3 separate regions of the Homo sapiens genome follow, and regions 2 and 3 are each linked to region 1. A link is an interaction called in ENCODE POLR2A ChIA-PET data of the cell type or tissue named here. Cell type or tissue: HepG2. All regions are shown on one strand. Each heading gives the region's core, and the rest is flanking DNA. Links, peaks and the distances in the headings are about the cores only.

Region 1 (8,893 bases), core at 894-8,893:
CAGGTGACTTGCACAAGGAGAGAGATGGCTCCCCCAGGCTGCTCCAAGGGTGGAGCTGGCCACTGTAACTCAATGTCCTGCAGGAAGAGATGGTTGGGTACAGTTAGGAGCTCAGGCTCTAGTGCCAAAGTGCCCAATTTGCAACTTTCAGCTGATTACTCATACTTGGTTTCCTTTTCTGTTGAATAGATCTAATAATAGGAGCTTATCTTGTATGGTTTTGTGCCTGGTATTTGAGCACCCAACTCAGGCGAGCTGTTATGTTATGGTTCTGGGAATGGTATGATTGCTACAGTTTCTGCCATACAGCTATTCAGTCTTTCGTCAAACATTCCTGAGTATCTACTATGTGCTAGTCTCTGGGAATATGAAGAAGAATGAGGCATAGACTACTACCTCCAAGGAGGTCAGGGTGTAATAATTCTGTGTCAGGGGACCATGGTGCACAGAGATGAACTGTCCCTCCTGCTGCCGGTGCAGTGCAGAGCACCAGTTCAGAGCAGTGGAGATATTCACTTTCCAGGCCCAGCTTTGCTACTTATTTAGCTGAGTGAATCTTACACTGTAAGATTCTGTTACACATACAGTGTGCACATACAGTCTAATCTTACACTGAATGTGACCTCTTACAACATTGGTTTTTCTCATCTGTTAGATGGGGATAGCAATAATTTTTCATAGGTGAAAACACATGTGATAAACATATTTTATAAAGTACAAAATACTGTGCAGATAGTTTTGTTATTATCAATGTGATTGTTATTATCTTGGGCTTTACAGGGCTTGCTGCTTTTCAGAATACTCTCCCATTCCATTGCTTTTCTTAGAGTCTCGCTCTGTCACCCAGGTTGGAGTGCAGTGGTGCAATCTTGACTCACTGCAACCTCCTCTCAGATTCAAGCAACTCTTGTGCCTCGGCCACTTGAATAGCTGGGTCTACAGGCACACACCACCACACCCAGCTAATTTTTTGTATTTTTAGTAGCGACAGCATTTCACCATGTTGGCCAGGCTGGTCTCGAACTCCTGACCTCAAGATATCTGCCTGCTTGGCCTCCCAAAGTGCTGGAATTACAGGTGTGAGCCACCATGCCCGGCCATCCATTACTTTTCTTAAGCCTGACATAAACATCACATCAAAAACAGAACCCTATTTTTTATTTGATGCCAATCTTTTTCTCTCCAAAGTAGTCCACATGGAAGGAAAACAAAAGTTGAGTAAGCAATGCGAAGGGATGGGGCAGTTTACAACTAGGAAGTCCACAATACCTTCGTCTTCAGCATTACCTGCAGCTACATAAGGGGGTGGACATGAAAACCCATCTGGAAAAAAAAATCTGGCAAAGGATTGGGGGAAGAGCCCCTTTGTCATCTCTGGAATTGAACACAGGAAACCCCGCCCTGAGACCTTCCTTTCAGAAGCAGCCCAGAGAGGGAACCACAAGAAGGGCACTAAAATTATGCTGTTCGGAAGTTCTGACTCACTTGGCAGCGCGGGCTGTTTGTGCAACGTACCAAATGTCCTCCAAAAAGCGAAGTTTTTACCACTCTTTCCCTCTGTCCCTTCCCTGCAGCCAGCATCTCCACCACCACTCATGGGGAAGCAGGAATCAATTTAATAAGCCTGGGGAAATTATCTGGGTCTGTTTCACATTTGCTGTTGGTTAGCCAGCTTCAGTGGCAATCTGCACAATCCTCATTTTGTAAGCATGATTTTTTCAGTTGTTTGTGTGTGTGTGTTCAGTCTCCACAGATAGATTACAACAAAAGCTGCAATGGCTTTTCTGGCTAATAAAACACCTCATGGGTAAACTGAGGCAAGAGAGTAGGGACGAGGGGCATTGCCCAGGGTTCCAGGATAGGAATTGCTGTTCAGAACATTTACATTCCCATCTCTCCATCTCTAGCCTGGCTTCCCACTTAGTGGTGAAGTACATAAGTGCTTTCAGCTTAATACGGATGAAAAGCTCACATTAAGGGTGCCCACTTCTGGGGTGCCCCATCAGAGAGGTCTTGGTCTGAGCCTGGAGAGCTCGTTCTCAACCCAGTTCTGCTCTGAACTTTTCCTTCTTCTTTGTTTTTTCCTTGCCGGTTCTCCAAGTGTTAGCCTGTCCTTTCCCACTTGGGTGCTACATGTGCTTCTAGGGTGAGCACAGCCAGCACCCTGGTTTGTTCACTTCCTCATGGGCAGCTGCCACCCATCAACTGAGCAGAGGTACCCCTCTGGGTGGCAATGAGTCATCTCAGTACCAAGCAGGGGAACTGGAGTAACTTGGAATATTCCTCTACATACATTTAATTGTACTGCATTTATAAAATACAATTATATATAACATACAGGACTGGATTCTCGGATGATGGGGTTCTAACTCTTGTTAAGGCTGCTAACTAGCTGTGTAACCTTGGGTCACTTCTAAGTTTTTGAATCTGTGAAATGAGAGAATTAAAAAAGATTTTCTCTAAATTATTCCCCCAATTTAAGTAACTATAAGAAATATATATATACACACACACAGTATTATATACAATGTAATATATGTAATGTAATATACATAATACATTATGATATATTGTGTGTATGTGTGTATATATATATATATATATATATATATATATATACACACACACGCATACATATATATATTGTATTGGCTGGCCAGGTACAGTGGCTCACTCCTGTAATCCCAGCACTTTGGGAGGCCAGCGTGGGAGGGTCGCTTGAGCCCAGGAGTTCAAGACAAGTCTGGGCAACATGGTGAGACCCCGTCTCTACAGATAAATAAATAAAATTATCCAGGCAGGGTGGTGCATGCCTGGTTTCAGCTACTTGGAGCTGAGGCAGGAGGATTGCCTAGGCCTGGGAGGTCAAGGCTGCAGTGAGCCATGATTGCACCACTACATTCCAGCCTGGGTGACAGAGTGAGACCCTGTCTCTCTCTCTCTCCATTATATATCTTTTTGAAAAAAGAAGATCTTGTTTGTATTAAACAATCATCATTTAACATAACTAAACACCACTACTATTATACTCCAAGGAATAAATACTAAGATAAACAAAAGTGTTAAAGGAAAATTGATAAATTTTATTCCTAAAAAATAAAATCTGGCTGGGTGCGGTGGCTCATGCCTGTAATCCCAGCACTTTGGGAGGCCGAGGAGGGTTGATCACCTGAGGTCAGGAGTTCAAGACCAGACTGGCCAACATGGTGAAACCCCATCTCTACTAAAAATACAAAAAAAAATTAGTCGGGCATGGTGGTGGGTGCCTGTAATCCCAGCTACTCAGGAGGCTGAGGTAGACGAATTGCTTGCACCCAGGAGGCAGAGGTTGCAGTAAGCTGAGATCAGGCCACGGCACTCCAGCCTGGGTGACAAAGTGAGACTCCATCTCAAAAAAAAAAAAGAAAAGAAAAGAAAAAACAAAAACAGAAAACAAAGAAAATATACAAAATTCTTCTGGAAGAGGTCTGCCATGTTTCTCGTTTCTCCCAACAGTGGGAAGCCTGGTCTATTCTTTCTGCTTCTGTTGGGACTACTTTAAATGCATGTGGGTTTTTTGTTTAATTAAATGCTTTATTTTGAGACCACTGTAAATTCACATGCAGTTGTAAGAAATCATACAGAGAGGTCCCCTATATGCTTTACCCAGTTTCCACCGATGGCAGCATCTTACAAGACAATGGTACAGTATCACAGCTAGGAAACTGACAGACACCCACACGACACAAAACGCTTCCGTCACAAGGATCCCGCATGCTGCTCTTCCCCCTTTCCCCATTCCCTCCTTAAACTCTGGCAGCCACTCCTCTGTTCTCCTTTCTATAATTCTGTCATTTCAAGAATGTGATAATAATGGAATCACACGGTGGGACTGCCCTTCTCCACTCAGGGTAGTTCTCTGGAGCGTCACCCAGGCTGGCTCCCGTATCGAGTCTGTGCCTCCTCGTTGCTGAGCAGCAATCCACAGTGTGACGGATGCATCACGGGCTGGGTCACCCTTCCCTTGTTGAAGGACATCCGGGTTGTTCCTGGTTTTTGGCTATTATCAATAAAGCTGCTATAAACATTTTGTACGCACATGTGTGTCAATATACATCTTCACATCTTAAGTTTCAGCTGTTGGATCTAATACCCACTTACAATCCCATACCATCAGATTTCTCTTACTTTTTCCTAGTGATGAACGCAGCTAGTGATGAAGGATGTTTAAGTGTCCAACAGTTGCCCAGGATTGGGTCTTGAGTTGCAGAAATCTAACAAAAACCAGTTACATGGTTCTTGCCATCAAGAAATTTACAGTCTGTTGGGGAAGTGACATTAAGACACACGAATCATTCACAGAACTAAGTAATGCTGCATGTCATCAAATGCGAGACTGCATGGTACAAAACTGACTTGTAGAGGAACCCAGAGACAGGAAAGAGAAGTGACAACACGAGTGTTTGGGGAGTCCTCTGGATAAGATGTGAGATATATCTCAAATGATGGACACAAATAATGATATTTTATATTTATTAAGGGCTTACCTACCATCTGCCACACACTGTTCTAAGCCTTTACCTATATTGTTAATTTAACCCTCATCATCACCCTTCAGGATAGCTCCTATTATCATCCCATTTTCCAAATGAGGGAAAAAAGGTGAAAACTTGGCCATTCACCCAGCTATTATGTGACTCACCTAGGGTACACACTCAGGCAGTCTGACCCCAGCACCCACTCCATCGCTGTGGATTCTGTCTCATAGCAATAGTGGTCATGATTCAATTCCATTCTGTTTCTTAGGTTATATTTTCCACACACAGCATATGCTATAGCTATGCTGAGCCTTCTGGAGGAAGGTTATTGATAAGTTCAAACACTGTTCAAACAAACCAGCACCACTGTTAGTAACGTAACAGGTGAGAAGTCTGTGTGTGATGTATCTGCTGGGGTGTGTGTGTGTGTGTGTGTGTAAACAGCAAGGCTGAAGCCTCCAGTTGTGTGATTATCTGTATATGCAGCAAAACACGCACACACCACACACATCAAAGTTCCCAGCTCTATATGATAAAACACAGAAGCAGCTGAGCCCATTTCAGATAATGAATGTGGTTTTGTATTCTCTGAATTGCTACATACCAGGAAAGTCACTTCCAGGCTCAGCTACCTCCTGAGTTGCTAAACATACAAGATGTGTGATCACGCTTCGCTCACAGCACTGATGGCTGCTCACCCTTTCAGCTGTATCATTTCGGTTAAAACAACAGCATACCACGAGCCCGGCATGTTTGCTTGCTTTTGTTTTGAAATCTAAATGCAGCCTTGATAATGTCGGTGCTTCCATCGATGGGGTGGGTGGCAGAGTGAAAAGCTCCCTGGATCAACATCTCCTGACTTGCTGTCTCTCTGAGCTCTGCATTTCCCAGTCGGCTGGGCAGAGGCGAGCCATCTCACCTCCTCCTGTCTCCACATTTAGAAAATGGGGCCAGTTCTTCCTGTTTTCCCTGTAAGAGCTGCATGAGATTCACATAAAGATGATGAAACGCACTGCAAACTTTAGATTCTGTGCAAATGTGTACGACTATGGTAAATTAAACCCTCCGCTTACTATGCTTCCAAAGAATGCTTCACGACAGACACCAACTCAGGAAGAGGCTGTGAGTAAGGAAGACTTCCCCACTAGGGAGGAAAATGAAGCTTTCCGTGTTTTTTTTTTAATCCCTGGAGACATGTTTTTGAACGTTGCTGAAGTGTTCTCTCCTTGCTTTGACAAGTGTGGCTGTTCTGAACATGTGATCATATTGGAATCGCTGTGTGATAGGCAGAGTGCCCAGGAAGCCAGGGAGGCTCTGAACCCAGCCCTGGCAGACACACGGAGGTGTGGCCTTTGTACCCTCTTTAGGGCAGTGGAACCCATGCAGGGCACCTGCACCACCCCCACCCATCCCATATGAGCAGCCGGTGCTTGGCTCTTCCGGGAAGCCCACACTTGGGGCCCAGCCCTGTCCCTCTATCCTAGCGGCATGGGCTGGTAAATGCCAAATAGGTCCATGTATCTTATAAAACCTGCTGCTCTTGATGATAATTCTTGACAGCCCAGGACACTTCCCTAACAGAGAAAGTTGTTTCATTGCAGTAGTCTAGTTCCAAAACCTTAGAATCTTATTGCCAACAACTGGCATGGAACACATGCAGAACAAACATTTTCCAACAGGACTGCCGCAGGTCCTTGCAATGGCAATAGCTGCAGCACCTGGCCTAAGATTTTAAAGAACTTTCATCCTAAATTTCTTCTTTGATGTTGTAGACTTGGTATGCAGAGAAAAATGGCCAGTGTCGCTAAATGCACCTCCTGGTTAATTACAAAGCCCTATTCAGCAGACAGAAGCAACCTCTATAAACAGGCAAGAGGTGTCCTCAGGTATTTCAAAGGTCTCGGCTAGCACCATGCCAATGGGATGAGTGCACCAGCTTCAGCAATCAAGCTTGTTTCATCATCCAAATGGAAACATTTCTGCAAAATGACTGGACTCTATCTGCTCTGTTCACTAACTACAGAAATGGCCTAAAACAAAGGTTCACACACAGACAAAAGTAACAGCCAGAAGACACCTGACAAATTCACTGGCCCAACTCTATCACGTTGCAGAGCCCCTTAGAGGTGAAGCGAAGCGCCCAAGGGCAGCAAACACTGATTGCATCAGCCCACACTGTGTTTACCTCCATTGCAAAATCCACGAGACCCTGGGTCCTTACCTGGCCTCTCTCTGTGGCTTCCTTTTTTTTTTTAAGAGACAGCCTTGCTCTGTTGCCCAGGCTGGAGTGCAGTGGTACTATCATAGTTCACTGCAGGCTAGAACTCCTTGGCTAAAGTTATCTTTCCACCTCAGCCTCCCAAGTAGCTAGGACTATAGGCACACACCACTGCTCCCAACTAACTTAAAACTTTTTCTAGAGATGGGGCCTCACTATGTTGCCCAGACTAGTCTAGAGCATGTGGCCTCAAGCAATCCTCCTGCCTCGGCCTCCCAAAGCTCTGGGACTACAGGTGTGAGCCCTCATGCTCAGGCCCTCTGTGGCTTCTGGTAAATTCCTCTTCCCTAAAGCACTTGCTCCTAGTTCTCCTCATGGCCTGTCCCTCCCCAGCGATATGCGTTCCCCAGGTTTTCTTCTCTGCACTCCTTCTTGCCCCCCCACCCGCCCAAATCTCCTTTATCAATAGATCCAGACCCGTAGAGGCAATAATCTGCATACTCTCTCCCTTTATTTCAGACATAACCTGATGATTTAGATGTTCCTCAGGCACCTGGAAACAGAAATGTCCAAAAGTAATTCCTGAACTTACCTTTCCAATCCTCCTTCCCCCTCCCGCTGTATTCCCTGCATCATCAAGTGCAGTCAGTGGCTAAGCAAAACCCTAGGAATAAGCCTGAATCTTCCCCTCTTCCTCCCAGCCCCCTCCCCACAGTCAGCCAGTCACCAAATGCTGTCATCCCTACCTTCAAAGAACTCAGCTTGCAGCAGTGCCCTTCCCCCATGCCCCCACCCCAATACCTGCAAAGGTTAAATCTGATGACCCTCTCCTAAGTGGCCCCGTTAGCTCGGCCACCTCCAATCCATCAACACTCCCGCAAGGGTGATCTCTCAAGCACTCTGCAGCTTACACTCCTCCTGGGACTCTCCCTCATCCAGAGGAGGAGAGCCCAGTCCCTTACCATCTGTCCTCCCCTCAGCTATGTCCAGTCCTGCATTTCTCAAGAAACGGCCTGGCATTCTCCCAGTGGACCCAGGGGCCTCTGTGCCTTTGCCCTGGTTGCTCCCTCTTCCTGGAATGTCCCTCCTTTTTATATAGAAGCACTTTACCCTTCTCTCAAAACTCAGTTCAAGTGTCACCCCCTACTAAGCTTTTCCTATCCCTTAGGCGCTGACTGAGCTTTTTCCGAGAGCTCCATTCCCTTCTCCAGTTCTCGGGGGCATTCTTGCATCTGTCCCCATCACAGGACTGCGAGGTCCTTGGGATTTGGCAGCCTCTTACTCCACTCTGTATCCTGCTTAGCGCAGAGCCTGTGGGTGCCTCACTGAATGTTTCTCCACCTCCTATGGCACCTGTGCTCGATATTATGAGTTTCACACAATTTGGGATTTGCTGAGATCCTGCTCTGTATTGTTCACCAGGTTATGTATTCTTTATTCAAGAATTATCTATTGAACATATAGTAAGTGCCAGGGATGGCACTAGGGCACCAGGTTACAAAAATGAATCCTACCCAACTAGAAGTTGATGGCCTAGTGTGTGCGTGGTGGGGGTGGGGGGAGGAATAAACAGATACAATTACAATGCATACACTCCCTGAAGAGGTTCTGATCCCCAACCACTGTGAAACAGGGCTGGGTAGTAGCACAAGTGAGGTGGTTATATTCTTTGAGGCCTCTAATTGTGTGTCCTGGGTTGACATCAGCATTTGCAGAACCACTTTATGGACGGCCCTTTCTGACGTAACGTCGGCTGAGCTCTCTTATCAAGCCCACTGGTTTACACAGTTAGAAAAATTCAACTTTACACCAGTATTATTCAGTCCCTCAACACCTGATGAAATGTACTAGGTATTTCCAAGGTGTCTTCCAAGTACTAACATGAAGTATGTAACAGAGTTAGAATAACTTTATCTGGCACAATGGAGTAAAGTATTCCTTTTTTTAACATAACCTTAAGCTGTGTGTGTGTGTGTGTGTGTGTAGTTTTTGTTGGCAAGCTAAAATAAACTGCATGTTTCCTTGACTTCCTATTCAGAGCATGGGGAAAAGAATTTCTTTTTCTTGCTCGGAAGCATAATACAAGGCACTAGTGCACAAGGAACAGTCACGGGTGAAGACTGTTCGCCCCTCCTTACATCGAATGCCCCAGAATGCT
Region 2 (8,000 bases), core at 1-8,000, 53 kb before region 1:
AAATAGCTTGATAGTAGGCAAACAGTGGCTGGAATGGGTAGATAAGGGTGGATACATGGATGGGTGGGTGAGGATGTAGCCCACTCAGCCTCACCCTCACCTGGGCCTTGGCCTTCACTGCATCGTACTCAGCCTTCATTCTCTTCTGGGCATCTTCGTCCACGCTGGGGTCCCCGATCCTGTTGAACAGGGAGGCTGCCTCCTCCAGCAGCCGGTCCAGGAGCACCGCCTGGTTGTCCACGTTGTGCAGCAGCACCTGGGCGTGGCTCAGCTGCCACTGCTTCTCCTTCAGGCCCAGCTGGAGCTCGATGTGGGGCTCCAGTGTGACCATCATCTTCTGGAACCAGCGGTAGAACTCATCTCGGGCCAGCAGGTACTCGCTCCAGTGCAGCCACACCCACTCGATGCGGCTGTGGGCACAGAGACCTCAAGGTTGTGAGGGAACCAGCCACCTGCCTCCTGGGTCGGGGGTCTGTGCTGTCACCCCCTCCCCAATACTAGGGGGCTGTGGTCTGGGGGCATGATGATGCCCTTTCTGGCCTCTGAGTCACCTGGGCAGCTTGTTGACACTCCAGATTCTAGACCCTCCCTCAGTCCTACTGGATAAGACCCTCTGCCCAGTAAATAAGCTCCCTGCGTGAGGGTAGGAGCCAGGGGAGCTCAGACTCCAAACTTCCTCCCAGAACCACCAGTTTTGGGGATGCATCTTGGGGAGCCGTTTACCTCCAGCACCTTAAATCCTGGCCCTGAACTCCCACTGTCAATGCACAGACACCCCCAGTCATTTCTCTTTGGCACTGGGGCTCTAAACACAGTTTCTCCAGGCCGCTGGCACACGCACACCCACTAATTTTAGGAGCAGACTGCGGTTGGGATGTGTCCAGTCACCTGCAGAGCACTTTGGATCTGTCTTTACTAACAGCAGGCATGGCCTAAAGCTCAAGCTCAGATCCCCAGCCTGTCTCCCTGGGGGCTGGTGGTCAGTGTCCTTAGACTGGCTTCCCAGCAGCCTGCTTGTCTCTGACCCTTCCCCATGGCTGGGGTGAAGGAGGAGCTCCTGCCATGTGGAATGCTGCCCCACTGACATCTGTGACATCTGCATCTGTGGGCTCGTTGCACCCAATGGGGACGGAAGGCTGGGAGCCTGCGTGTGCGTTCCAGGGGTGCTGTGAACTCACTCTGCAACCCTGCCTCTTCACATGCCTTAGTTTCTCCATCTCTAACATGGAGGTGGCTCTATCTCCCCAGCCAACATCAAGTCACTGTGTTAGGAATTTCCAGCGCAAGGATTTAGAAAGCAGGAAGCACTGTGCAAAGTCATTCCCATCTCCATGCACATCCTTGCTTTATAAAAATGGAGATGATCCTGGCAGCTCTTGTTTACTGAGGGCCTACTTTGTACCAAGCAGTGTGCCTCGCTCTTGATATTTGCTATCCCCTCCTAACTTCCTAACAACCTTCAAGGAGCACTTGATTACTCCCATTGTCCAGAGAGGTGCTTGAGGTTCAGCGAGGTCAGGTAACTTTCCCAAACCACATAGGAAGTAACCAGCAGGACAAGAGTCAATGCCAGGTCTGTCCGAGTGTTTGCTCCCCACCACCCCCTGTCCCGGCCAACCACCACCCAGCTTCCTGGTACAAGCAGGGACTCTGGCTACAGTGCTAGCAGGGCCCCAGGCCTTCTTTCTCCAGAGCCATTGTGCCATGCTCTGGAGGATGCACACACGGTAAGTCTCTTAGGAATTGTTGACAAAACACGCTGGGTTCCCAGTGTCTATTATCATCATTCAACCTGATTATAATTAGAAAGAGGCAGGCAGGGCTGGCCCTAATCCCAAGAGAATATCCTGTCCCCCAGAATCCCAGGACTGGAGAAATGTCTCTTGGGCAGAGGGCCCAAGCTAGTGTCACAGTGGGCAAGGAGGGTAAATGGCAGCTGTGGACAAAGGCCCTGGATGCCCTACCTGTGACAGTGAGTCATGTAGGTGACTGTCTCCTCCCATTGGGCCTTGATGTCCTTCAGCCGGGCCAGGATCCCGGGCTTCTGGTCCCCAGGGCAGCATGCCAAGAGGGCTTCAGCCATCCGTAGCACGAGGTCCACCCTCACACGCCCCTCGGGCTCCAGCTGGCATATTTTCTGTTGTGGACACACAAGCCAGTTTCCAGGGTTGGCAAAAGGCAGACAGGCACAACCTTGGGAAGATAGTGGCATGGTGCAAAGAGCCAGGACTCGAAGGCCAGAGGATCTGGGATTCACATCACAGCCCCTGCACCCCTTCTTGTGGGGTCTTGGGCAACCTGCTACTAGCTCTGAGGGTAGGAGGCGGGAGCAAAGGCGATTAGCATGCTGGGTGCTGTCTGATGAATGGCTCTCTCCTTCCCCACTCGGCCCATTTCTAGAGTGTGAACTCAGACAAGTTTCATTCTCTCCTTGGACTTGGTTTTCTCATTTGTAAAGTGCAAGTATTAATCGTATCTATCTCTCAGATTTTTTTCAGGATTAAACGATGAGAAAATGCATGTGAGGTACATGTTTCAGTGTGCAGCGTGAGCATCTACCTCTCAGGGGGACTGCGAGGAGCTGGCCCAACCCAGGGCCCAGCTGAGCCTCCAGAATCATCTCTGTCTTTCGCAGTTTGCACCAGAGCCTTGCTCCTGAGGCTGCTCCCACCAGAGACCAAGAGCAGCTGGGACACTGAAGCAGCTCCCTTCCTGGGAGATGCTGAGTGAGTGACTGTAACTCACAAACAGCTCATGTTCCTGCAAACTGCCTTAGAACCCACAGCTGTCTGAGATGGCCCCTCCTGACCCTGCTCCTTCCTCCCTGCTCTTCTGGCCTTGGGATCATATCTGCATCCCTCTGACCAGCCTCTCCTGGCTCCCTTCCTCCCCATATTCTCCCAGCGGGATCCCCCTAATAAATACCATGCACATTTCATCTCATCTTGGTGTCAGCTTCTTGGAGGACTAAGACCAATGCATGATGTCCAGCAAATAGTAAGTGTCCAAGTAATGCTAGCTATTGTCATTGCTGTTACTATTGCAGTTCAGGGGCAGCTAAGGCTTGGTCTCTGTAGGCAAATATGACTGGATTCCAATCCCAGGGCCACTCCTTACTGCTGCTGTGACCTTTGTCACAGGAGTTACATTCTCTAGGCCTAAGAATGAGGGAAGATAAGCATTAGGTAATGTAGGGAGAGCCATGAGCACGCTGCCCAGCCCACACCGCAACCCAGTCACTACCTGCTCACTATTATTATTATTATCCTTATCTTTGGATCTGTCTTTACTAACAGCAGGCATGGCCTAAAGCTCAAGCTCAGATCCCCAGCCCGTCTCCCTGAGGGCTGGTGGTCAGTGTCCTTAGACTGGCTTCCCAGCAGCCTGCTTGTCTCTGACCCTTCCCCATGGCTGGGGTGAAGGAGAGCTCCTGCCATGTGGAATGCTGCCCCACTGACAGCTGTGTGACCCCAGGCAGGTCACTAGGCTACTCTGGGTCTCCCTTTTTCATCCTGAGACAACGATAACAGTCTCTGCTTGTCCACCTCCCAGGGTTATAATATTAATTTTAAAAACACTTTTATCCAGGTACAGTGCTGCATGCCTATAATCCTAGCACTCTGGGAGGCTGAGGCAGGAGAATTGCTCGAGCTTAGGAGTTTGAGACCAGCCTGGACAACACAGTGAGACCATGTCTCTACAAAAAAAAAAAAAAAAAAAAAAATTAAAAATTAGCCGGATGTAGTGGCATATGCCTGTAGTCCCAGCTACTTGGGAGGCTGATGTGGGAGGATCGCTTGAGCTTGGGAGGTCGAGGCTGCAGTGAGCCGTGATCAAACCACTACGCTCCAGCCTGGGTGCCACAGCGAGACCATGTCTCAAAAAATAATATTAAAAATAATAAAAATAAAATAAAAACACTATGAATTAAACATGGGTATAAGTTAGTGTACTTTGTAAACTGTTGAACAATTATGTAGACCCTTCCCCAATGTGTGCAAATGGGCAATGGTCCCCATCCTTTTTTTACTCCATACAATAATCGTTGATGATGACGATGATGATGACGATGATGATAATAGTATAGAAGGACTTCCCCTCCTACCTTTGTTATCAAAGAGTGAGGCAAACAAGCTCCTTCCAAAGGCTGTCTCTGTGTGCATGTGAGTGGGAGGTGCTCAGGGAGAGTGAAGAATGGGGAGATTCCTCAAGAGAGGGAAAGAGGGTTTGTTTGGCCAAGTAGCAGGATGTGGCAGGGGCCCAGGGGGTGGTGGCCACAGCAAGTACCCACACAGGGACCCCGAGTCCCTCTCAGCAGCGAGCAGTGATGGGGAAAACAAAAGTACCATAGTGGCCAGTGTGGCCTGAAGACCCAAGGGCCAGTGTGGAATGTTCTAGACTGAATACGATTATCCACCCAGGATGTTTCACACCACCCAGGGGCAGGGTTCCACAGCATGGCTGAGGATGAATTTGTTGCCATTCAGAGAGAGATTTAATTTGATTAAAAATAATAGTAGACCAGGCGTGGTGACTCATGCCTGTAATCCCAGCAGTTTGGGAGACCAAGGCAGGAGGATCGCTGAGGCCAGGAGTATGCAACCACTCTGGGCAAGACAGTGAGGCCCCATCTCTCCAAAAGCATTTTTTTTAATTAAAAAAAAAAAAAAACTAGCCAGGCACAGTGGCATATGCCTGTAGTCCTAGTTACTCAAGAGGCTGAGGCAGGAAGATTGCTTGAGCCCAGGAGGTTGAGGCTGCAGTGAGCCATGATCACACTACTGCACTCAAGCCTGGGCAGCAGGGCAAGAACCTGTCACTAAAAAACTAAAAATAAGAAAAAAAAGAGCCGGATGTGGTGGCTCACGCCTGTAATCCCAACACTTTGGGAGGCCGAGGCGGACAGATCACGAGGTCAGGAGTTTGAGGCCATCCTGGCCAACATGGTGAAACACCGTCTCTACTGAAAATACAAAAATTAGCCGGGCATGGTGGCGCACACCTGTGATCCTAGCTACTCAGGAGGCTGAGGCAGGAGACTTGCTTGAACCTGGGAGGCAGATGTTGCAGTGAGCCGAGATCACAACACTGCACTCCAGCCATCACACCACTGCACTCCAGCCTGGGCAACAGAGCAACACGCCGTCTCAGGAAAAAAAAAAAAAGAAAGTAAGATGATATTTCTGATTCCCAGAAATGTGAAAGGAGACTTCATATTCCCCAAGCTAGCAACACAATAAGTCCAAATTTACAAACAAGGGAGCTGGGGACCCACAGAAACCACCAGCCTTGAGGAATGATTCTCTACAGCTGCCAGAGAAGCCTCCTCCACACCTGCTCCCAGCTTCAGCTCAGATGGAGTCCAGCTCTGAAAATCACAGGAGCCAACAACTCTGGGGAAGAAGTGAAATTCCATCTCCCTTGGCCACACCCAGAAGGAGCAGCCAGGTCTGGAATGTCCCATGCGGACAATGGCCCCTTCTCCAAAGCCTGGTGTCCTGACTGTGTGGTCCCCCCAGACCCCTGGACCTTCGTCCTTCTTATCCTCATGAAAGAGGCACAGGCTGGACAGAAGGGGACACAAAGACCCGAGACCCACTGCCTTTTCAAGGGAGTGAGTTTGATGCTTCTTTACCAAGGCAGAGGAGCTGGCTGGTCCAAAGGCAGGCAAGACACCAAGCCCCCTTCCCCGACCTGGAGAAGAAACGTCTGCCCTGAAAGATCAACCTGTAGGAAGTTTATTGGAGGCTTGAAGCCAGGGGAGGCCAGAGGCTGTGGCTAGGCTGGAAAAGCCGAATTTTGAGAAGTAGATTCCACTCTTTTTCACTGCGCTGATGATTACACTCTTTGGCTGGTGTGAGATTCTTTTATAGCCCATCACCAGCAAGGACACAGTCCAGGAGTGCTTGGCAAGGTCTGCGTGGCCAGCTGGGAGAAAGTACTTGAACTGCAGCCACAGAATTATTCCAATTTGTCGCAGCCAATGAGGGCAAGGGGAAGGTGGGGATCGGATGTAAGGAAACACCTTGGAGAGAAGTATCAGGAGACCAGGAAAGTGGAGGAATGGGGTTAATCAGGGTTTTCCCTCAACCCAGCCAAGACCAGGTGACCCCCAGCTGAGCATTATGCTGAGTGCTAGGGTCCTGGATGAACAAGCTGGTAGGAAAGAGGGCTGCAGATAAGAGCGCAGACGACTGCAAAAAGGGCCAGGAGAGACCGCAAAGTAGTATGAGAGCTCAGGGAGGGATGGGAGAAATCCAGGAAGGCTTTGTGGAGGAGGTGGCATTGGCATGAAGCCTGCAGGTCTCTAATTAAAGACAACTGGAGAAGGATATTTGAGCAAAGGTAGGGAAGTAAGATATATTGAAGGATGAATGCATTGGGAATCCAAGCCTTGAGAAACACCAGGGTGCTCCTGACCAAGACGGTGGCCCAGAAGCTGGTGAGGAAGCTGCCTGGCTCAGGCCAGGACCCAGATACAGGACAAGGGAGCCTGAGATCGTGCCACTGCACTCCAGCCTGGGCAACAGAGCAAGACTCCCTCTCAATAAACAAATAAATACATATGCTGGAACCTGGGAGTGTGGCTGGAAGCTCCTAAGACCCACTGCTGGAGGCTCTGGGGATGGGCAGGGACACTTGGTATGCTGTGTATCCCAGCTTCTAAAACCACAAGAAACGATCGCCTCCATTTCGCCAGCTCTGCCAGCATACCCTGCACTGTGCATACAAGCATGTCTATAAATGATCCTCCTTAATCCTCCCTCCTTCCTGAAAGGCAGCAGCTATCACTCTCCCCGGAAGCAAGCTGAAGCTCAGAGAGCTCTGGGAAATCCTCCTGAGGTGCCACAGCCATGGCAGACTTTGGAGCCCGGGCCTGCAGACCCAGTAGCCAAGCTCTCAACCCAGGAGCGATGGGTTCTCCAATCACACCTTACAGAAAGCCCCCACCCCACGAGGATTCTGGAGTTTCCCTTAACCCCTCGGGAACACAAGGGGTGAGGGGGTTCATTCCTGCTCTACAGATGGGAACATGAGGTCCCGGGAAGGCATGGGACATCCTCCCGGCTGCATGGCTATTAAGAGTCAGAACTGGATCAGAGCCCACGTCCCTGTCACTGCAGCAAACAGGCACTGGAGACAAGCCAACAGAGTTGGTGGAGGAAGCACAAGAGAGACCCCAGCACCCGGGGGCAGGTCCCATGGGTAGGTCGAGAGGCACTAGCTGCCCCCTCTTACCAGCTGGCAACAGGAAAACGTTTTCTTTCTTATTGTGAAATTGGTTTTGAAGTGGCAAAACACACAGTAAATGAAGCATGCCGGAGCCCCGTGGGAGGAGACACTGGCAGAACGCTCAGGCCATGACTCCCCTCTGCCTGGACTCCCACCCCCTCGGGGCTCACAGAAGTGCTGCCTCTGGCTTCCAGGGCCCATCCACCCTGGTCCTGCCAATGTGTCTTCCTAAGGACCACCCTTGACTTTGCTTAAACCAGAACCACCACCTGGAGGGAAAGACCCACCAGCAAAGGGTAGAAAGTTTAAAATGCTAAGCACCCTAACACAGTGGGCACACAGGCAGGGCTGTGATGCTCACAGACAGGTAAGGTCAGGAGCTGGGGCTGAGAAAGGCGGAAACTGGTCAGGAGAGATGCACGGACAGGAGGGTTTCATTTCTTGTGCACACCCAGACCCACACAAAAAAGCATTCCAAGCAGAGGCAACACATGGACAAAGGCTTGGCGGTGGAAGGTCTACGAGGTCTTCTGCCAATCAAAGGAGGGCGTGAGCTTGCAAGGTGTGACAGTGGCTGGAGCTAAGGCCGGTGTAAGCTTGGGAGGTGTGACAGTGGCTGGAGCTAAGGCTGGTGTGAGCTTGCGAGGTGTGACAGTGGCTGGAGCTAAGGCTGTTGTGAGCTTGCGAGGTGTGACAGTGGCTGGAGCTCAGGCCAGTGTGAGCTTGGGAGGTATGACAGTGGCTGGAACTAAGGCTGGTGTGAGCTT
Region 3 (8,000 bases), core at 1-8,000, 71 kb before region 1:
CTTGGAAAGAAAGGCCATGCCCTGCAGCTTAAAAACTATTAAGAGAGGTCTGGTGCAGTGGCTCTTGTCTAATCCTAGCACTTTGGGAGGCCGGGGCAGGCAGCTCACTTGAGGTCAGGAGCTCGAGACCGGCCTGGTCAACATGATGAAACCCCGTCTCTACTGAAAATACAAAAAATTAGCCAGGCATGGTGGTGCATGCCTGTAATCCCAGCTACTTGGGAGGCTGAGGCAGGAGAATCTCTTGAACCCGGGAGGCGGAGGTTGCAGTGAGCTGAGATCGCGCCACTGCACTCCAGCCTGGGTGATAGAGCAAGACTTCGTCTCCAAACAAAAAGCCACGAAGAGAGAAAACAAATTATTGTCCCAATGTAAGCCCCAAGCGGAAAATCACAAGGGTAGACGTTTCAAAATGCAGGCACATGGCCAAGTAGTGTACCCAAGGGTGAGCAGGGGCCAACCCTGGTTATTGGTTCTCCTCGGTCATACCAAGGTGGCAGAAAAGGGGATGGAGAAATTGCCCCAACATGTTCATCCCTGTGGCTTGTGGGATAATGGGAGCTTTTTGTTTTCTTCTTCACACACCTTTACACTCTCCAAGTAGGTGTGCCTTTTATAATCAGAATGATTATACATCTCACACACGTTTGAGTCTTTTCCCACTCTTTGTGTCTAAGAATCTCTAGACACAAAATCATTTTATGGACTTCAGAGTTCAATGATGCCAGAGACAGTATGTACAGGCACACTGGGGACACCACAGTGACGGGCATCATGAAAGATGTTGTCTTCTGCTCATCCCACAGCCATACCTCCTTCTCTCTTCCCAAACAACCAGCATTTTGGGATGCAAAGTGCTCAGTTCCGAGGCACTGAGTCTAATTGGTACAAAGCAGTTACGGTAATCCCATCATCCTTGCCGATGATTGGGCCAGGAATAATCAATCATATGACCTTGACCAACCAATGAGATGTGAGGGGAGTGTGCGGGTGTCAGGGGAAGATTTGAAAGGCGGAAGTAGAGGTGGAGAGAGCCCTGTGCATCCGCGGCTCCATCCGGAGCCAGTTGTTGTTCATGGGAGATGCACGTTTGGAGCCGGAGCAGCCATGCTGGGGCCATGAGGCGAGACCTGGCTTAGAACTACAAAGGGCTTGGTCCTGGTGACACCACTGAGCTGTGGCCTGGCACCCTGGACTGCCTGAATGTCGCTGTTTTAAGATACCGCAGGTCAGGTCAGGTTTCTTGCCACTTGGAGCTGCAGTAAAGGCAATGGCCTGAGAACGCTGCTCTCTCAGGAGTGCTAATGCCTCCACCTGGGAGATGCTTGCGGGTGGGGAGCGTCCGTACGGAGCCCCGGGTTAACCCCCAGGAGCCGAGCTGACCTTTGTCAGTGTAACAAGCAAGCATGGACGCTCCCTGTGCACCAGGACTCAGCAGACCGGGCGCAGTGAGCTCTCCCCAGATATCCGGAGGACCCGGAAACGGACCTTCCCCTGGGAGAGAGACTGAAACACCATGCCCCGCCAGTGGCCCACCCCAGCCCCACCCAGTTGGCAGGACCACGGTTACCTCGATCTGGGGCAGGAAGGTGTGAAGGGAAGGCAGGTCCGGCAGGCTGGCAGTGACCTCCAAGAGCCGCTGGGCCAGGGCCTTCCACAGCTGCAGATCCTGCAGAGGCCGCTGGAAATGCTGCCACAGCTCCACCGCCGCGGCATTGCGCAGCCTCGCGCTCTTCACCTTCAGGCTGCAAGGAGCGTGGAGGGAGAAAATGAGGGAGGAGAGAGAGTGGGTTCAGTCCAGGGATGAGGCCTCCGCCAAGACCCTCAAGAGGCCCAGCATGCACTGCTCCCAGGGTGGGCCTTCTCCTGTTTCAGTTGCTGGGAATGTCTGCAGCAGTAGACAGAAGATGTAGCTGGAAGGGACTTTGATTAATATCACTATGAAAAGGCATCAGCAGCAGGCCTGGGGTCTTCCTGAGGACAGACACTGGGGCTCCTTGGGACCTGTAGTCTCATATAATTTACATTCATGGGCAGGATACGGTGGCTCACACCTGTAGTCCCAGCACTTTGGGAGGCCAAAGCAGGAGGATCACTTGAGGCCAGGAGTACGAGACCAGCCTGGGCAACATAGCAAGACCCCATCCCCCCCAAAAAAATTTAAAAATTAGCCAGGCATCATAGTGCATGCCTGTAGTCCTAGCTACTCGGGAGGCTGAGGTAGGAGGATTGCTTGAGCCCAGGAGTTCGAGGTTGCAGTGAGCTGTGATTGCACCACTGCACTCCAACCTAGGTGACAGAGCGACACCTGTCTCCAAAATAAATACATAAATAAATAAAAGGCACGAGTGTTCTCTGATTCTATAGTAGGTATAAAGAGCTGGGAGTTTGGAGCCAGACAGGCCAGCTATATGACCTTAAGTGGCTCAATATTAACAAGCCTCAGTTTTCTCACCTATGAAATAGGCAACACAGTGCTCCTCTCATATAATCATTCTAAGTGTTAGATGAGATGACACATGGAGACATTATTCTTCCAGTAACGGAAAAATAATTCATTCAGACTGGCCCTCCCACTGAGTACAAAAACAAAAGATGAAAAAATTGCTTGATCAAAGTTTTAAAAAACAAATAATAGAAATGTGAGTCTAACCAACTTTGACCCTGAGGGCATTTGCCAATCTGGAAGAAATAGCTACAAAACTGAGTTAGGGTTTTGGCAGCCACTCAGGATAAGGGTCTATCAAAAATGGGCAGATTCTGAAAACAGCACCTCACATGAAGCTGGGATCGCAAAGGTCCATGCCCTCAGGATAAAAGTGCACTGCAAGCAAGCCAGTCCAACAGACGGATGGCCCAGCTTCATGACCAAGGAATACAAGCCTTGAAGATAAATTATGGAGACCCTAGACCAGTCCTGCCTGCCCCCAGGCACCTGGAAGAAGCAAACAAAACCCTTTCTTGAGTAAGATACCGTCATTCTAGGCCCATTTAATTTCTACGAATAATTTTTCAAACACAATGTCCAGCACCAAGTCATAGGAAACCAATACCTGAAATCTCAGTGAGAGAAACCAGAGGGAGAGGAAGACCCTTGGCCACTCTGTCTCCCTGCCTACTTTGTGCACAGGAAATCCAACCCCCCAACCCCAGCCCGACCCCTACCTTAGCATCCCACGGGGGATCCAGGCCACTGCCCCAGTTTTATAGATGTAGGCCTGAGCACGCTGTGGGATGAGAGCCACACAGCAAAGGTAGGAGCTCCCTTTGTTCATTCTGAAGGAGCTCCCTGTACCAGGCAGAGGTAGGAGATGCACGACAGCTGCGTGGACAGTTGTACCATGTTCAGAACACCTCGGAGGCTCATGCAGTGAAGACAGGTAACAGATTTCAAATCAACACTTTGCTCGGTTCCACACAGGGAGGATACAGGGCTGCTGCATTTGCTAAACTAGGAAGCTGGAGGTCCTGCTGTGCCTGAGCCCGGGGGCTGAGGGACACGTGGAGGCTGGTCTGGAGACGGCTCAGATGTTGAAGTCAGCATCCGAAGGCAGGGGAATGGAGTCTGTCTATTGAAAAGCCCTCCCTTTGGGCCATCACCCCTCCCCAATGCTAACCTGCATGAAGAGTCATGATAGGATGGGTGGCTGAGCCACTAGCCTGGATAAATGCAAAGTTCAGGCCTCTTTCTGGGAGCAAATGCAAAACAGTCAAAGGGGACAGTGTCTGAGCCAAGTGAGAACCTCTAAAAGCCAGTCATTGAGAGGTACAAAGAATGATTTAGAAGTTACTATGTTGTAGGAGAAAGCAAGCCCGCCTTCTGGAGATGGGGAAATGTGGGTTCCAGCACACCCTGAGTCCCACCACCCTTGGCCTTCCCAGATACCTCTGATACTCCTGGATGGTAGCGATGACACTATCAGAGAGTGGCTTCAGGTTGTGAGGGAAGACGATGAGCTCCTTCAGCTGGGCTTGCAGCCGGTCCACCCGGGGCTCCTCCGAGGCCAGCGCCGCCCGTGTTGCCTGCAGCACATGACGACACCGCAGCGGGAGGTGAGGCTCCTCAACAGGATAAGTGTGTGTGTGCAGGAGGGTGAGCGTGGCCAGTGGAGGTGGGCTAGGCTAGGAAGAAACTGTCACCAGGGGCAGGAACTGGGGCCCCACTCTTGAGCTCAGCCCCTACCCTCCCATCTCTAGCTCCATGACCTGGAACTCAGCCTTTACTGTCTGGTGCTGGGCTACAGTTCTGCTCTTTATTGCCCCCTACCTCCCAGCATTGCCATGGCAAACACTAGCTCCTAATGGTACAAATAACTAATACTCAGGGGACACCAATGCCAGGCTGAGCGCCCTGGGTGTCCCATTCGTTTAAGCCTCACAACAGTCCTGAAAGGCTAGTCTCCGTGTCCCAATGTTATTTACAAGGAAACTTGGGCTAAGAGCTCTCTGACGGTTGCAGAGTCTGTAGATGGTGGACCGGACATCAGAGCAGGGCCTCTTCATGCCTCTAAAGGTGCTTTGTGAACCCGGTTATTATTCTCGGCAGGCCTAGAAGCTATTTGCATGGACTATTCCTAAGCTGCTTCACTTCAACATGTGCAAACACTCCAGACACAGCCTTTCACTGCTGTCCTGGGAAGTTCCACGTTTGACCTTGATCTGCAGGACTCTCAGCCCCTTGCTTGGCCCTGCTCAGTAGGAGGCAGGGTGGGGTAGTAGAAAGTGCTGGGCTTTGCCACAACACAGAGCTGGCCTGGAGACCCACCTCTGTCTTTTCCTAGCTGTGCACTTTGGGCTGTTTCCTCTTTGATAAATGGGGCCACTCTCACCAACCACGTGGGTCGGGTGATATTGACAAGGCACTTGGTACAGAGCAGGGATGCATTAGTCCCTCCCCATCCCCAGCTCCCTCAATCCCAGGAGGCAGCCTTGTGCTTCTGTCCTTCTTGACCATACCGACCTCTGACCGATCCTCCATTCACAGGGAACCAGGGGCAGCTCCAATTAGGCTTAGCCTGGGGTGACCCACGGATGAACAGGGTTTAGAGTATTAAGCTCAAGGGAGAAAGCACAAATAGAGGGAAGGATTTTAGGCAGCAGCTGGGGCAATAGGGGCCACTATGTAGGCAGAAGGACACAGAATCTGCCCAGCCAGCCCTGTTCATTCTCAAAAATGTTCCTATTGCTATTCAATTAGTTAGCAAACATAATGACGTCTATGAAAGTTTTCACGGAAGACCAGACACAGTTGGTTTGTGGGAACTGGCAGGTTGAAAATCATTCATGAAGAAGCCCAGCACATCAGTGGTCAGGAAAGCTGGCCGGCCTGCAGGAATTCAGCAGGAAGGGCAAGGGTGCAGAGGGTGAGCAAGACTGGGGGCTGTCCCTGGAGAGAGGCCTGTCCAGGCCACTGGAAGGCCCATCATCAACTTGAAGCAGTGCTGGAACACCCAGGGCCCTCATTCCTGGGAAGGACGCTGCCCCATGGCTGGGTGGCCTGGCTAAGCATGACCTTTTTCTAGGCTCAGTTCCCTCCTTGTAAAATAAGACCACATCCCTTCCAGCTCTGACATGCCATGCTGGGACCTATAATGTTGTCAGGTTTAGTTTGCTGATTCCTTGGGAGGCTCAGGAGGGTGGACCCTGCCAGGTAGTTGCATTTCCTGACCAGACGCTGGATAAGCTACAAATCCACCCTGACTTCAACCTTTGCTGCAAACAGTCTCCCTGAAACAGATGAGGGTCCTGTTCCCGTCAGCAGAGGGATAACACAAGTCATACCCAGCCCTCTGCTCTCTCGGGAGCATCCCAGGGTTGCAGTCCCAGGGGGGATGGATCCACTGATGTCTGGATTCCTGGTCTGTTCCTCTTGCTATGTTAATTTTCTAGAACTGGGAGCCTGAGCTGGCCCAGTGGTTGGAAGCATATGACCTTGAGTCAGATTGCCTGGGTTCAAGTTAAAATCCCTGTCTCCACCTATTGGATGTATAACCACAGGCAAGTCTCCTAGCCTCTCAGTGCTTCATTTCACACATAACAGAGGTTAAAGTAATTTTCCGAAAGCCACTCAGTTAGCAAGGGGAGAAACTAGGACTTAAACCCAGCTAGTCTGGCCCCAAAGTCCCCATCCCTCACCACTGTGCCACACCACCTCCAAGGCGCATTGAGGCAGACAGTCCTAAAGCAGGGGACAGTTCCCTTTGGAGGAAGGTGATAACTGCAGGGTAACCTGTTCTGCTACAAGATCGAATGAGAAGACAGCCCTTTGTTTCTCCCTACTAAAAATATTTTTGCGTATGAGCAGAGATTAGAAGGAAGAGAAAACATATAACAACAGTGGCAGAGTGCAGGTAAGATCTGGGATGGCTTCCCTTGGAGGTATCTCCTCTCATGAAGTCGTGATCCTGAGTTAACAATAAATAAAGACAGAGGTGGGGAGGGCCGTTGCTTCTTATTTTAAAACTCTCTTTATCCACAAGTCAAGCTTCAGTTCGTATACCTCGGGGGAGGGCTGGGGAGCCTCTGATGGGATGTCATGTCGGGGTCTGGGAAGCACCCCCCACCACCGTGGGCCTCTGCTGCTTGGCCTCCTAAAGGCCCATGTTTGTTCCCCATGATCTCCACATTAAGAGTTTCCCCTTCTGATCCAATATTCCCTGTTCCACGCAGAGGAAGCCCACACCTTATCCCACCACTGGGCAGGAGAGTAGCTTTGAGGCCCAAACCTGGCTGCCCAATCCCCCTCTGCTGTTATTTATTCACAGACCTACCATGTGACTCTAGGGATGTTGGGGAAAAAAGTCTCTGTAGGCCCCAGCTTCCTCATCTAGAAAATGGGGATAAACACCCAACTTGTCTACTCCCCGCTCAGGGAGCTGAGATACCAAGAATCCCGGAGAAACAGAGTGAGTGTGCTCAGGGCTCAGCCCGATTCTCCATCACAGAGGAGGTCTGAGTGCCAGGACCCTGGGCACAGACAGCACCCTGGGCTCCATGACTCGGCCAAGCACGCTTACCGAGTAGCGTCTCCAGTGTGCCACCAGCTCGTCCTCGGTCCCCGCTTTCGCCGCAGGCTGCAGGCCCTCCTGGGCCAGCCTCTGCAGGACCATCCTGAACTCACTGAGCTCAGCCTCCAGCTGCTTAATCTGCTGCTCCCAGGCTCCCCTGGACCGGAGCAGGCCCCGCAGCCGCTCCTCCTCCTCCTCCCAGAGGGCGCGCAGCTTCTCCAGAACTTTCCTCATCTCTTCCAGTTCTCCGGTGATCTTCTCTGCACCCAAAGGAGAGGTGTTCCGAATGACACCCGCAGACTGCTCCTCCAGCGTCTCCAGAGACTCCTCGCCCCTGGGAAAATCTTTGGCAATGTCCTGAAGAGGGTAGAGGGGTGAGGGAAAAACAGGCAGGGAAAAAGAATACAGTTGCTGCATTTTCCAGAGCAGACCTGGGACTGCCCTGCAAAACACTGATTCCTGGAGTCCTGCGTTAGAGCCAGAGAGGGGCCTTCCCAAGGGCTGGACTGTCTGCCTTAAGTAGCATGGACTCACAACCTGAGAACCCTATTCCTTCCCCATAAGTCTTTTTCAAGCCATTTGATTAAGTCAAGGAGAAAGTCTCTGTTGGGTGCTTCTGTCTTGAACACTTTCTGACATTTGTTTATCTTCCTTTCCATGCCTTCAGCTGGAAACAGTGTGGAGCCAAATAGAACCAAATGGCTCCGTTCGGTTTCATTGTATTTATTTGTGTGGTTATCTACCTATTTGGAATTGGCACCATCTTTTCCATTTATGACAGTGATATGTTTTCTTTCTAAATAAATAATCATCAGTTTTTTTAAAAATGAGTCCATTTAAATACAAATATTAAAGAAATAGTTCAGATACTGCACAGTTGTGGCAAAATGTATCAAGTGGTTCTTGAATTATTAAAGACATTTTACCCACTCAGTTTATGGAGGGAGTCAGAGGCTCATTGAAAGCCATTCAGCAGGTGAAAAGTGGGGAGCC

The links. ChIA-PET counts read pairs that join two places held together with the same protein. Peaks named below come from ENCODE experiments on the same cell type or tissue, not always from the same donor. Only the 100,000 strongest peaks of a DNase experiment are listed, where the experiment ranks them.
Region 2: POLR2A ChIA-PET joins it to region 1 with 17 read pairs; 15 of 35 experiments call an interaction of 5 or more read pairs at or near these places.
Region 3: POLR2A ChIA-PET joins it to region 1 with 52 read pairs; 26 of 35 experiments call an interaction of 5 or more read pairs at or near these places.

What each region holds. Positions count from the first base shown.
Region 1 is chr14:95,518,385-95,527,277 of GRCh38, forward strand. No RefSeq gene overlaps it. Among named protein-coding and RNA genes, the nearest start is that of SYNE3, 6.2 kb to the left of the region's middle. RefSeq lists enhancers at 1-95, 5,408-5,702 and a cis regulatory region at 5,725-6,127. In HepG2, for the core only: a CTCF peak has its summit at 6,014; DNase peaks (open chromatin) are centred at 5,177, 5,927, 6,517, 8,447 and 1 weaker place; H3K4me3 peaks cover 2,008 bases.
Region 2 is chr14:95,465,831-95,473,830 of GRCh38, forward strand. SYNE3 (spectrin repeat containing nuclear envelope family member 3) reads right to left here. Exons shown (of 18, transcript NM_152592.6): 3 at 1,965-2,137; 4 at 101-410. Among named protein-coding and RNA genes, the nearest start is that of SYNE3-AS1, 46 kb to the right of the region's middle. In HepG2, for the core only: no CTCF peak of the experiment used is centred there; a DNase peak (open chromatin) is centred at 3,131.
Region 3 is chr14:95,448,361-95,456,360 of GRCh38, forward strand. It overlaps SYNE3 (spectrin repeat containing nuclear envelope family member 3), which reads right to left. Exons shown (of 18, transcript NM_152592.6): 6 at 7,017-7,364; 7 at 3,887-4,023; 8 at 1,571-1,745. Among named protein-coding and RNA genes, the nearest start is that of SYNE3-AS1, 64 kb to the right of the region's middle. RefSeq lists enhancers at 2,959-3,751, 4,142-4,191. In HepG2, for the core only: a CTCF peak has its summit at 4,270; DNase peaks (open chromatin) are centred at 4,301 and 4,731.